Linked DNA regions of Homo sapiens: region 1 is linked to region 2. The links are chromatin loops, found by intact Hi-C in ENCODE. Cell type or tissue: dorsolateral prefrontal cortex. All regions are shown on one strand. Each heading gives the region's core, and the rest is flanking DNA. Links, peaks and the distances in the headings are about the cores only. Region 1 overlaps NRXN2 (neurexin 2). Region 2 has its middle 41 kb from the start of LINC02724.

What was found. Hi-C counts contacts between places; a loop is a spot of excess contacts. Peaks named below come from ENCODE experiments on the same cell type or tissue, not always from the same donor. Only the 100,000 strongest peaks of a DNase experiment are listed, where the experiment ranks them.
Region 1: a loop joins it to region 2, with 1.9 times the contacts of the local background. A loop is called at or near these places in 1 of 110 quality-filtered maps.

The regions. Positions count from the first base shown.
Region 1 is chr11:64,605,021-64,610,388 of GRCh38, forward strand. NRXN2 (neurexin 2) reads right to left here. Exons shown (of 23, transcript NM_015080.4): 23 at 1,154-3,062. The coding sequence ends at 2,176. Among named protein-coding and RNA genes, the nearest start is that of SLC22A12, 16 kb to the left of the region's middle. RefSeq lists an enhancer at 1-578. In dorsolateral prefrontal cortex, for the core only: no CTCF peak of the experiment used is centred there; a DNase peak (open chromatin) is centred at 3,192; H3K27ac peaks cover 1,650 bases.
Region 2 is chr11:64,487,826-64,493,193 of GRCh38, forward strand. No RefSeq gene overlaps it. Among named protein-coding and RNA genes, the nearest start is that of LINC02724, 41 kb to the left of the region's middle. RefSeq lists an enhancer at 2,166-2,667. In dorsolateral prefrontal cortex, for the core only: a CTCF peak has its summit at 2,173 (motif pointing right); a DNase peak (open chromatin) is centred at 2,166; H3K4me3 peaks cover 420 bases; H3K27ac peaks cover 491 bases.

The DNA of each region.
Region 1 (5,368 bases), core at 117-5,116, 120 kb after region 2:
GGAGAGAAGGAAGAGAAGGAGATGAGGCTGACCTTGGCCTCTGGAGATAGCTGGAGGCTGCTCAGGTCAGGACCTGCCACTCCCACTAAGGGATGTTCCCCAGCTGAAGGGTGGGGCTCCTGCAGGCATGGAGGCAGCCAGGCCTAAAGATGGACCAGGCTTTTGAACAGCAAAATGCCTCGAGGATGAGCTGGCCAACAGCCAGAGCCCCCTGCAGACAGAAAATCAAGATGCAGAATCGGGCAGTGGAGGGGATGGCAAGCCAAGGGTGTGAGGAAGCCTGGCGGAGGGGAGGGCTGAGAAGCCGATCGAGGGGGGGACCCTGAGTGACACAGCATGGCTGAGTCATGTCTCATGAGCCAGGTGGTGCAACGCCCCACCACTGCCATCCTTGAGGTCCGCAACCCTCCTCGCTCTCCTCTCCTGACAATGCTGTACACGTGGTTATCTGTCCCTTGCGACTGAGAGGCTTAACAAATACAGATCCATCTCTTAGCATCTCCGGACCATGGACCTGTTAGGGTCTCCACAGAGGAGTAAACAACGGTGGACGAGGTGGCTGGCCCTGGTTCCACCTTCAGTCCCAGCAGCTGCCCAGTCAAGCAGAGTGGACTTGGGGGAAGGTAGGGTACCAGGGTCCAAATCCCTAGAGAGGAAGGGGAAGGAGCACAGACTCTAGAGTCAGGCAGAGCAGGAGACCACTGGGACTCAGTCACTCATTCACCTCGAGACCTGGGAGCAGCCACTGAAGGTCTCCAAGCCCAGGAATGACCTCCTCCCTCCAAGGGCTGCTGAAGGATGAGGCAGCATCTGTCCCGCACCCAGGTCTGTGCCCGGGCACACATGCCCCGAGGTGTGGATCCAGTAGCCATCAGGGGGCAACACAAGGTCTCCAGGGATCTGTCTGCCTTTCTGAGAAGCTAAGGTCTGTGAACCGGCCAGAGACCAGCCATGTTTCCCGCCCGTTCCTCAGCCCAGCAGGGATACAGGACACTGTGAGACAAAGACAAGTTATCCCAGGAACCCAAAGCCACACTCAACCCAAAAGTTCGGGAGCAACTTACCAGCTCTTGTGGGCCCCCATGTGGGCCCAGACCCCAGCCAAAAGCCAGGATCTAACAGCACCCACCCCCAAAAAAACTGCACAGGACCGTTGGAATTTGGAAAGTTTTTGTTTTCTTTTTCCCACACATTTCCGGGGTTGGGGTGTTTTCCAAGACTCAGACACATTTGTTAACAAAGAGAGAAAAAAAACTGGGGGAGCAGGGAGCCCGTGGGCAAAGAAGTGACCCCAGCAGTCTGTGGACAATGCCTTGCTCCCTCTTCCCTGCTGCCCGCGCCCAGCGGGTGCCACAGGCTGCTGCTCGTGGAATCTAGAGTATTTGTCTGTAATATATATCTGCATTTGCCTTTCCCCTCCCTCCCACCCCCCACCCCTGCTCCTCCAGCAGCTTCCCCATCAATGCACGTCGCCCGGCGGCACACACAGAACAGGCCTTCCGTCAGGCCTGAGCCCCTTCCCTGGGCGGCACCAAGCAGGTGCCTCTCCTGGTGAGGGGAGTTGGGGCACTTGCCCCACCCCACCCCACCCACCCACTGGGCCACTCGGGCCCACCCTCCCGCCCTTCTCCCACCGACTCTGGAAACCCAAAGGGAGGAAAGGAAGGGAGAAACCAGACACACAAAAAAAGAAGTAGGGAAGGAGGGTGGGGACAGTGAGACACAGCAAGCCTGGGATGGGGATTGGAGGGCTTGGGAAGAGAAGGAAGGCAGGAGGGACAGAAGGAAGAAGAAGAAAAATTGAGGAAAATTAACAGGACGAGCAGTGGACACTTTACAAAACCCCCAGCCTTCCTTCCCACCCAACCCCACCAAAATAAAACTACCCCCTTAAAAAAATAAATCAACCCAGGGCTGTGAGCACGTGCCCTGCCTGGCAGGCGCAGAGCTGAGAGGGACAGTCAGCCCCGGGACTGACGAGGCCGCGCAGTGGACGGCAGGAGGAAGGGGGCGAGCACGGGGTTTTTCCTTTTCTTTTTTTGCGTTTCCTCTTCGTAAGAGAAGCCTGAGGCAGCCAGGGAGAGGGTCCCCAGGCCCCTGGCAGGGAGAGGGTGGCACCCTCCTCCCGGGCCCTCCCAGGAGGGGCAGCTGGCAGTGGGGCGCAGTGCCGGGGGCTCAGACATAATACTCCTTGTCTTTGTTCTTCTTGGCCTTGCTGGGCGTCTTGGGGGCAGCCGGGGCCTTCTCTTTCACCACCGCCCCATTGCTCTGGGCCGAGTTACTGATGTAGTTTCGGCTCTGGTCCACCTGGTAGGAGCCCTCATCACGATTGCGGTACTTATACATGGCGTAGAGGAGGATGAGGATGCAGAGCGCCGCCGCCGCCACAATGCCCACCACCATGCCCGTGGTGCTGCTGGACTCCCGGATCACCTCCACTGCGCCCGGCGGGCCCCGCTCCCCAGGCCCTGTGGGGTTGGCTGTGGGCAGATGGGGGAAGCCGGGGGCTGAGGTCACGCCGGGGCGCAGGGGAGGGGGCCTCCGCGGCTCAAAGGACGTGGGGGCCCCGGGCCCCAAGGGCGGGTTCTCCAGCAAGGGCTGAAGCGGGTCTCGGTGGTTCATTTTGCCCGCCGGCAGGTTGGGGGCCGGGGCGGAGGGGGCAAACAGCACCCCAGGGGCGCCCGTGGCCCCATCTGTCCTGAGGTTGGGCCGGGGAGCGGGTTTGCGGGGTGACAGGAGGGTGGTGCGGTCCGTGACCAGGGGAAAGGTGGTGTAAAAGTCCTCGTCGTCCGTGGGGGGGAGGCTGGAGTCAAAGACCTCCCCGGAGGCGAAGCCCGAGGCCTCGATGGGCTCCTCGCAGTCGCTGTCGTCCCGCTCGGCCTGGCACGGGCCCCCAGAGGGCGGGCGGCGCGCGGCGGGCGGGGGCAGCGTGTCTTGGGTGGCGCCCACTCCCGTGAGGAAGGGGTAGAAGGTAGGGGGCGGGGGCACGAAGGGGGATCGGGTGGCCACGGGAGGGGGGTCTAAGGAGTCCTCCGTGATAATGGGCAATATTAACTCTCCTCCTAGAACAAGAGAGAGAAGAGAAAAGAGAGGGCGTCAGCGAGGGCCAGGGCGCAGGCGGCCGGCACAGAGAGAGAAACAACAGCCTCACACACCCAAATCGGTTCCAATTGGCTTTGGCGGAGACTAGAGCGGGCTGGGCCCGCCCGCCAGCCGGCCGAGCACTGCGCTTTAAGCGGGCAGCGGCTCAGATGCCCTGGGCACCCCACGCACGGGCTCTGTGACTCTCTGGGTTTTGGTCTTTTGTTTGTCTTAAGAAATCAAAAGGAACAGAAAGGAAAGGAAATTGAAAAGAAACAGAAAAAAAAACTCTACTGGTTTAAGGCTTTAAAAACAGATACAACAGCAGCATTTAAACAAACCTAACAACAATATCTTTTAGGGTTTTTTTTCTAGATTTTTCTCTTTTTTTGCTTTTTTTTTTTTTTTTTGCTTTTGTTTTTAAAAAAGAAGATAGCATACCACGGAATTCAGGCAACTTACATCAACAAATAGGCCGTGTGATTTTAGCATGAAGAAAAAAATTACAAACAGAGCTGTGTAAGCGGGTTCTCCCGGAAAAAAAATAAGAAAAAACAACTTTTCCGTACAACGTTTTCTGTCTATCTGTTCGGTATCTCCCTCCCTCACTCTCTGCTCCCTGCGCATCCTGCCTCCTCCTGAACTCTCTCTCCGCCCTCACTTGTCCCTCTCCCCCTCATTCAACACAAAGCTGAACTCTGCACAGGGCAGGCTGGGGCTGAGGGGTGGTTTCCACCACTTGGTGTCAGCATGTCGGGGAGGGAGGAACAGTGGGCAGGAGGGCTTAGAGAGTAGGGACATGACAGGCAGCCATGTAGGGATTGCTACATGGGTGAGAGGTCTTGGGAGGGGACGGCCACGGGAGGGGGCTTGGAAAGCTAATTGCAGGGTGGCCACGGGAGGCGAGACATCGAAAGTGGGAGGTGAGGTGGCCCATGAGGAAGAGTGGGCAGGGAGGAGTTGGATACCACTGGAGCAGGGTCCTGTCCCGTAGGACTCTGGGAGGGGTGGAGAGAAGCCATGTAGAGGCAGGGAGGTAGGGAGGGGCAAGGAAGGAGGGGAGTGGGCAGGGACACATGGTTCCTGAGCTAAGCCTAACTCCCCAACTTTCTCATTCTTCACCCTCCACCTCTGACCCCCACTGACTTCCCCCCTCCCCCTCCCCAGAACCCCCATGGGCCGCCAGGACCTGGCCAGGGCTTGACTGCCTCTGGCCCTCTTATTATAGTTAAAACAATAACAAAACAACGGAAAGAAGAAGAAAGCAAAAAAAGAAAAGAAAATACATACACAGCCATCTGGGAGGGAAGCACCTGCTAAATAGGGCCCATGGGAATGAGAGGGGAGGGCTTTGTGAGGGGAGAATGGGTCTCCCCATCTCTAGGTCTGATAACTGGAGTCCCTTGGGCAGAAACTGCAATTCCCATCAGCCCCCAAAAGGTGAGAACTATAACTCCCATCAGTCCTTGGAGGAGTGTAGAACACAATTCCCATCAGCCACTGAGTCAACAACTGTGACTCCCATCAGCCTCCTGGTCCTCCTCTCAAACCAAAATTGTGCAACCTCCTGGTTTGGGGTAGAAGGGAGCTGGGGCTCAGCTCTAGGTGGCTGGTGGGAGGACTTGCTCCTCTTGCAGGGGCACCTCTGGGCCTGACGAGGGTTGGAGGTTTCCTCTCTGGCTCTCTCTTCAGCACAGCCTAAGCCCTGCCCACATCTGAGTGCCTCTCGCTGGTCTCTGCAGGGTGTGGTCTTCATAGATCACGCCCAGAAGCCCCTCAGCCTCTTGGTGGTAAAGCACCCCAGGGCCTCCACTGCCAGGTCCCGCCTGCCCCACTGCAGCCCCACTGCAGCCAGGCCAGCCACATTCCACCTTCACATCTTGGCGCTCTTCTCCTGCTCCCCACCCACCCACAGCCCTCTGCCTCTGCCCTGAGTTCAAACACTGTTGCCAACCTTCAGATCACAAGCTCCAGCAATGTTACAGAGCTGTCCTTGGCCACGCCAGCCAGCCTGTGGCCAAGACCTTTCCATTGAACTTGAAGGCTTGCTGAGCTCCCCAGGCTGCTCTTCCCACCCGACTCCAATCTCCCCTGGCCAGGGGCTCACCTACACCCTAGATTTTGAAACCCCAGGGCTCCTGGCCCTCCAAAGGCTCAGTCACAGTGAAAAACTTTGAGCTACGAGCAAAGTAGCATGTTTTGTGGAGCTGGGACTATCTGATCCCAGCTCGTTATGGATAAGAATGCTGAGGCCTGGGTGGGCAGGACTTCCCAAGATCACCAGGTG
Region 2 (5,368 bases), core at 65-5,064:
CAGTCACAGGGTCACAGGGACCCGAGCTGCACAGACAGCTCATCCTCACCCTCATTATATGCAGATTCTGTATTTGCAAATTTGCCAACTTGCTTAAATGTATTTGTAAATCCAAAATCAGCACTCAGGGCCTTTTTTTTTTTTTAATCTGAGACAGAATCTTGCTCTGTTGCCCAGGCTGGAGTGCAGTGGCGTGATCTTGGCTCACCGCAAGCTCAGCCTCCTGAGTTCACGACATTCTCCCGCCTCAGCCTCCCGAGTAGCTGGGACTACAGGCGTGTGCCACCGCACCCAGCTGATTTTGTTTTTGTATTTTTAGTAGAGATGGGGTTTCACTGTGTTAGCTAGGATGGTCTTGATCTCCTGACCCTGTGATCCACCCTCCTTGGCCTCCCAAAGTGCTGGGATTACAGGCGTGAGCCACCGCGCCCGGCCAGTCAGGGCCTTTTGAGTTCATTTATGGACAGGCCCAGTGGCCAAAAAAAAAAAAAAAAAAAAATGCTTTGAATGTATGTTCCCAGTTGAGGCTGAACAAGGAACTGCCATCTTGCTTCAGCTCTTATGTCATAAACACATTTTTTCGAAGTCTATTTGGTGCTATGGTTTTGCATTTTCATGTTTCTTCTAGGTGATTTTGTTTAAAATGGCCCTGGCTCCAGAATAGCACTAAAGTGCTATCTGTTGTTCTAAGCACAAGAACCTGCCCCATGGAGAAAACACATGTGTTAGATACACTTCGTGCAGGCATGAGATAATTAATCAGCAATAGACACAAAATGATGTATATTTAAACAGAAACACACATAAAGGAGAATTGTTTATTCATTGACTAATAAATGTGACCAGAGGCTGGGCATGGTGGCTCACGCCTGTAATCCTAGCACTTTGGGAGGCCGAGGTGGGTGAATCACCTGAGGTCAGGAGTTCGAGACCAGCCTGGCCAACATGGCAAAACCCCGTCTTTACTAAACATACAAAAATTAGCCAGACGTGGTGGTGTGTACCTATAATCCCAGCTACTTGGGACGGTGAGGCAGGAGAATCACTTGAACCTGGAGGGCAGAGGTTGCAGTGAGCCGAGATCGCACCACTTCACTCCAGCCTGGGCGAAAGAGCCAGACTTTGTCTAAAAAAAAAAAAAAAAAAAAAAAAATGTGACCAGAGGCTCACAGGACCCTGACCCCAAGTTTCCCTAAAAGCAATAATTCAGTATCCACTAGTTCTAGTTCAGTCTTTGAGGGGACCTTACAGAATATAATTATTGCCAATGATGAGTATCAGCTGTAATCCGAGAGGCCTAAGAAGTTTAGGAATGCATTTCGGGTTTCTTTGCCTTGTGGGTATATAGACTTAAATCACCACTTTTTTGATGAGAAATAGGCTTAGAGAGATTAAATGATGCTATGGACGAACATTTGTGCTCCTCCAAATTCATATGTCAAAGGCAGAATCTTTCTGATTCTAGAGCCAGGACATACTTTTCAAACATTTGCACCGAAGCATCCCCAACACGGAAGAGGGAAATACGGGTCCCTGGGGGTACAAAGGGGTGGAAAATGACCCTTCTGGGTGTAAAAGTCCTTGAAAGTCTCTGTTTGACCTTAAAAATTCCTGTAAATTATTCATTCCACTCTACAGATAGTATGCTTTTGTTTTACCATAAAATATTATATTAAATCACTAGTTGAATGGTGTAACTCCAACAGCTAGACACACTCACTCGGATGTCATATACACTCCTAGAAAGAAGGGGCTGCTGAGCCTAACTCATCCCTGTGTTCCCTGGGCCCAACAGAATAGAGAGTCCCACACAGACACGGGATGAAGAGGGTCAGACAGAGGCACGGGATGAAGAGGGTCCCACACAGGCACGAGATGAAGAGGGTCCCGCACAGACACGGGATGAAGAGGGTCCCGCACAGACACGGGAGGAAGAGGGTCCCGCACAGGCACGGGAGGAAGAGGGTCCCGCACAGGCACGGGAGGAAGAGGGTCCCAGCACAGGTACAGGATGAAGAGGGTCACTGCCAGAAGCCAGGGCGCTGCGAGAGACAATGTGACAAAATCATTTCCTTAGGCATGGTCCTCTGGACACTCCAGCTTGGGCCAGTTTTCCACACTCCCTGCGGGACACGCATGCGCCTCTATCCTGCTTGACCACGTGGGGGCGCCCCACACGCGCTGTACCCCGGTACCCGCACCTCTGCGCGTTTCACTCAGATGTGGCTTTGTTTCCCACGATGTCCGCATCGTCCTCTGTGTCAGCCATGGTTGCCATGGATACCGTGGCTCCCAGCCAGAGGAGGGTCTCAGGGCTCAGAGGCTTTGTTGATGTTAGGCCATCAGTTCAAGAACAGGACCACGCAGTGGGGAGCTGTGTGCTGATGCGGAAGGACCCTGTGGATGTTACCGGGGAAGAATGAATGGAACTCCCTTCTGAGCAGCCTCAATGGAGACCAACCCAACACGCTCACCTTGTGTTCACCCCGTGCAGCAGGGACTGCCCCTGCCTCCCACGCAGGAGGGGCCAAACCCACTCACAGCAGGCCTGAGGCCCCCAGGTCTCGGGGTCACGGGGGAGTTCCTTGTTCCTCTGTCCCTCGTCCTTTCTGTCAGCTCGCCGTGGCGTGTTGATGCTGGCGTCGTGGTCCTTCGTCTTCCTTTGTGCTCACACTGACGGTTTCTGGACTTACGCATGTGGATGTCTGATAAGTGCATCCAGAGAGCCATGCCTTTTCATAAATGATGGTTGCTTCTCAGATTCACTGTGGCCAGGACACTGCGTTTTTGGAGACCACGTGCCGGCGGGCACACACCCTCCTGTTGCTCAGATGAACCAACCGGCCTCCATTCCTGTGCTTCCGCAAGTGGCCTGTTCCACACCTGCAGCCGTCTGTGTGCCAATCAGGGACTGCTGAACAACACCTGTGGCTCTGAGGGCGTCCTCTGAGGGATCTCACCCGAGTCCCACGGAATCTGATTCTGCAGCAGCCTCCCTTTCCCAGTGGCCACCCAGTCCCCACGCTGCCCACTGGGGCTCTTCTCGACCCCCATCATGGGCGTGTGGCTTGCCTGGCCGTGACAGCAGGCTGTAGTTTCCTGCACCCACTGCACCCTCTCTCTAGAACATTCTCCAGCTTGAGCAGCATCTTCAGGAAACGCCATCTGATCACAGCGCCCATCCGCGGCGCAGACCCACTCCTCCCTTCCATCAGTGTGGCTTTTGTGTTGGTTCAGTTACTCTTCTTGGTTTCTTTTGAATAATTTCGTTTTCCTTTCCTAATTTCTTAGGATGAATACAACATATTCGTTCTTTTGATGTGCTTGGCTCATCTTCCTACTTTAATAACGAAAGCATTTTAAAGTGCTAACATTTCCTGTGAGTATTGGTTTTTGAGGATTCACACAGATTTCGGGATGAAACGTCCTTTATTATTATTATTATTATTATTACTTGCAGGATAATATGCCGTTGTAAAACTTCCTATTTGAGCTAGGTGTAAGCTAGGAATGTGTCTCTTAATTTTGAAGTTGTAAACATTTTTGGGTTATCTCTGTAGTAATTATTCCCAATTGTTTTGGATTATGTTTAGAGGATTTGCTGGTAAAGCCTGTTTAAAAAATATTCTCGGCCCGGCACGGTGGCTTACGCCTGCAATCCCAGCACCTTGGGAGGCCGAGGGGGGTGGGGGCACGGATCACTCGAGGTCAGGAGTTTGAGACCAGCCTGGCCAAAATGACGAGACCCCATCTTTACTAAAAATACAAAAATTAGATGGGTGTAGTGGTGCATGCCTGTAATCCCAGCTACTTGGGAGCTGAGGCAGGAGAATCGCTTGAACCTGGGAGGTGGAGGTTGCAGTGAACCAGGATTATGCCACTGCACTCCAGCCTGGGCGACAGAGTGAGACTCTGTCTCAAAAAATAAAATAAAAATAAAAAATAAATAAAGACATCCTCAAGGATTTCTTTATGGCTAAGAACAGGAATGTGTTCCATGGACTTGAAAAAATGAATCCCTACTCAGGTGATATAAAGATATATTTCTATTAAGTATGAAGATTTTAGTGTATCTTATTGTATATATTGACATTTCCCACTATACTTGTATATGTGTGTTTACACATATTGATATGTGTATACATGTACACATACATAAATATATACACATACATATACGTGTGTGCATCTTTTTTTTTCCCCGAGATAGGGTCTCAGTCTGTTGCCCAGGCTGGAGTGCAGTGGCGTGATCTCGGCTCACTGCAACTTGGCCTCCTGGGTTCAAGCTATTCTCATGCCTCAGCCTCCCAGGTAGCTGGGACTACAGGCACCCGCCACCACATCTGGCTAATTTTTGTATTTTTAGTAGAGACAGTGTTCCACCATGTTGGTTAGTCTGGTCTTGAACTCCCGACCTCAGGTGATCCACTTGCCTTGGCCTCCCAAAATGCTGGGATTACAGGCGTGAGCCACTGTGCCTGGTCATGGATCTATATTTTAATCAAAGTCTCCTACCATTTCTTTTTTCTTTTCTTCTCTTTTTTTTTTTTTCTGAGATGGAGTCTCGCTCTGTCAACCAGGCTGGAGTGCAGTGGCTCGAACTCGGCTCACTGCAACCTCTGCCTCCTGGGTTCAAGTGATTCTCCTGCCTCAGCATCCTAAGTAGCTGGGATTTATGTGTCACCATGCCTGGCTAATTTTTGTATTTTTAGTAGGATAGGGTTTCACCATGTTGGTCAGGCTGCAGTCTCCTACCATTTAGAATAGCTTTTGTTTATGTCTACCTGCGGCACTGTTTTGTGGACACAGATCTATTTTTTTCATAAATGGTGGCTTTTATCATTATGTAATGTCCATTTTTTTCTAGTTAGTGCTTTAACCCTCAATTCCACTTTCTCTCATATTACCACTCATGTTTGCTTTTTGTTTCCATCTGCCTGGACTTCTTGTGACCATCTTATTTTGGTTCTGCTTTTTCCTTCCTTCCCCTTTCTTGCCTTCATTTGAACTAACTTTTCTTTTTTCCTTTTCCTATTGTTTGTTTATTCTTTCTGTGTTAACCATAGATTTTTTTATATGTATACTTAAATTAACAAAATCTAAATTTAATCAATATATTCATTCTCTTAATTAAGGACTTTACAATGCTTTAATTCTTATATAACCCATCTAACTTACACATACTATTGTTGTCTTCACTTTTATCTTTTTTAATCCCTAAAATTAGACATTATTATTATTGCTTCATAGTCAATATTTAGATGTCTATGTTTTAACCAGTTTCTTTGCTATTATTTCATATTTTTAGAGCTAAAGATAATTTTAATTTTGAAATGATTTTATACTTGTAGAAATTTGGGCTGGGTGA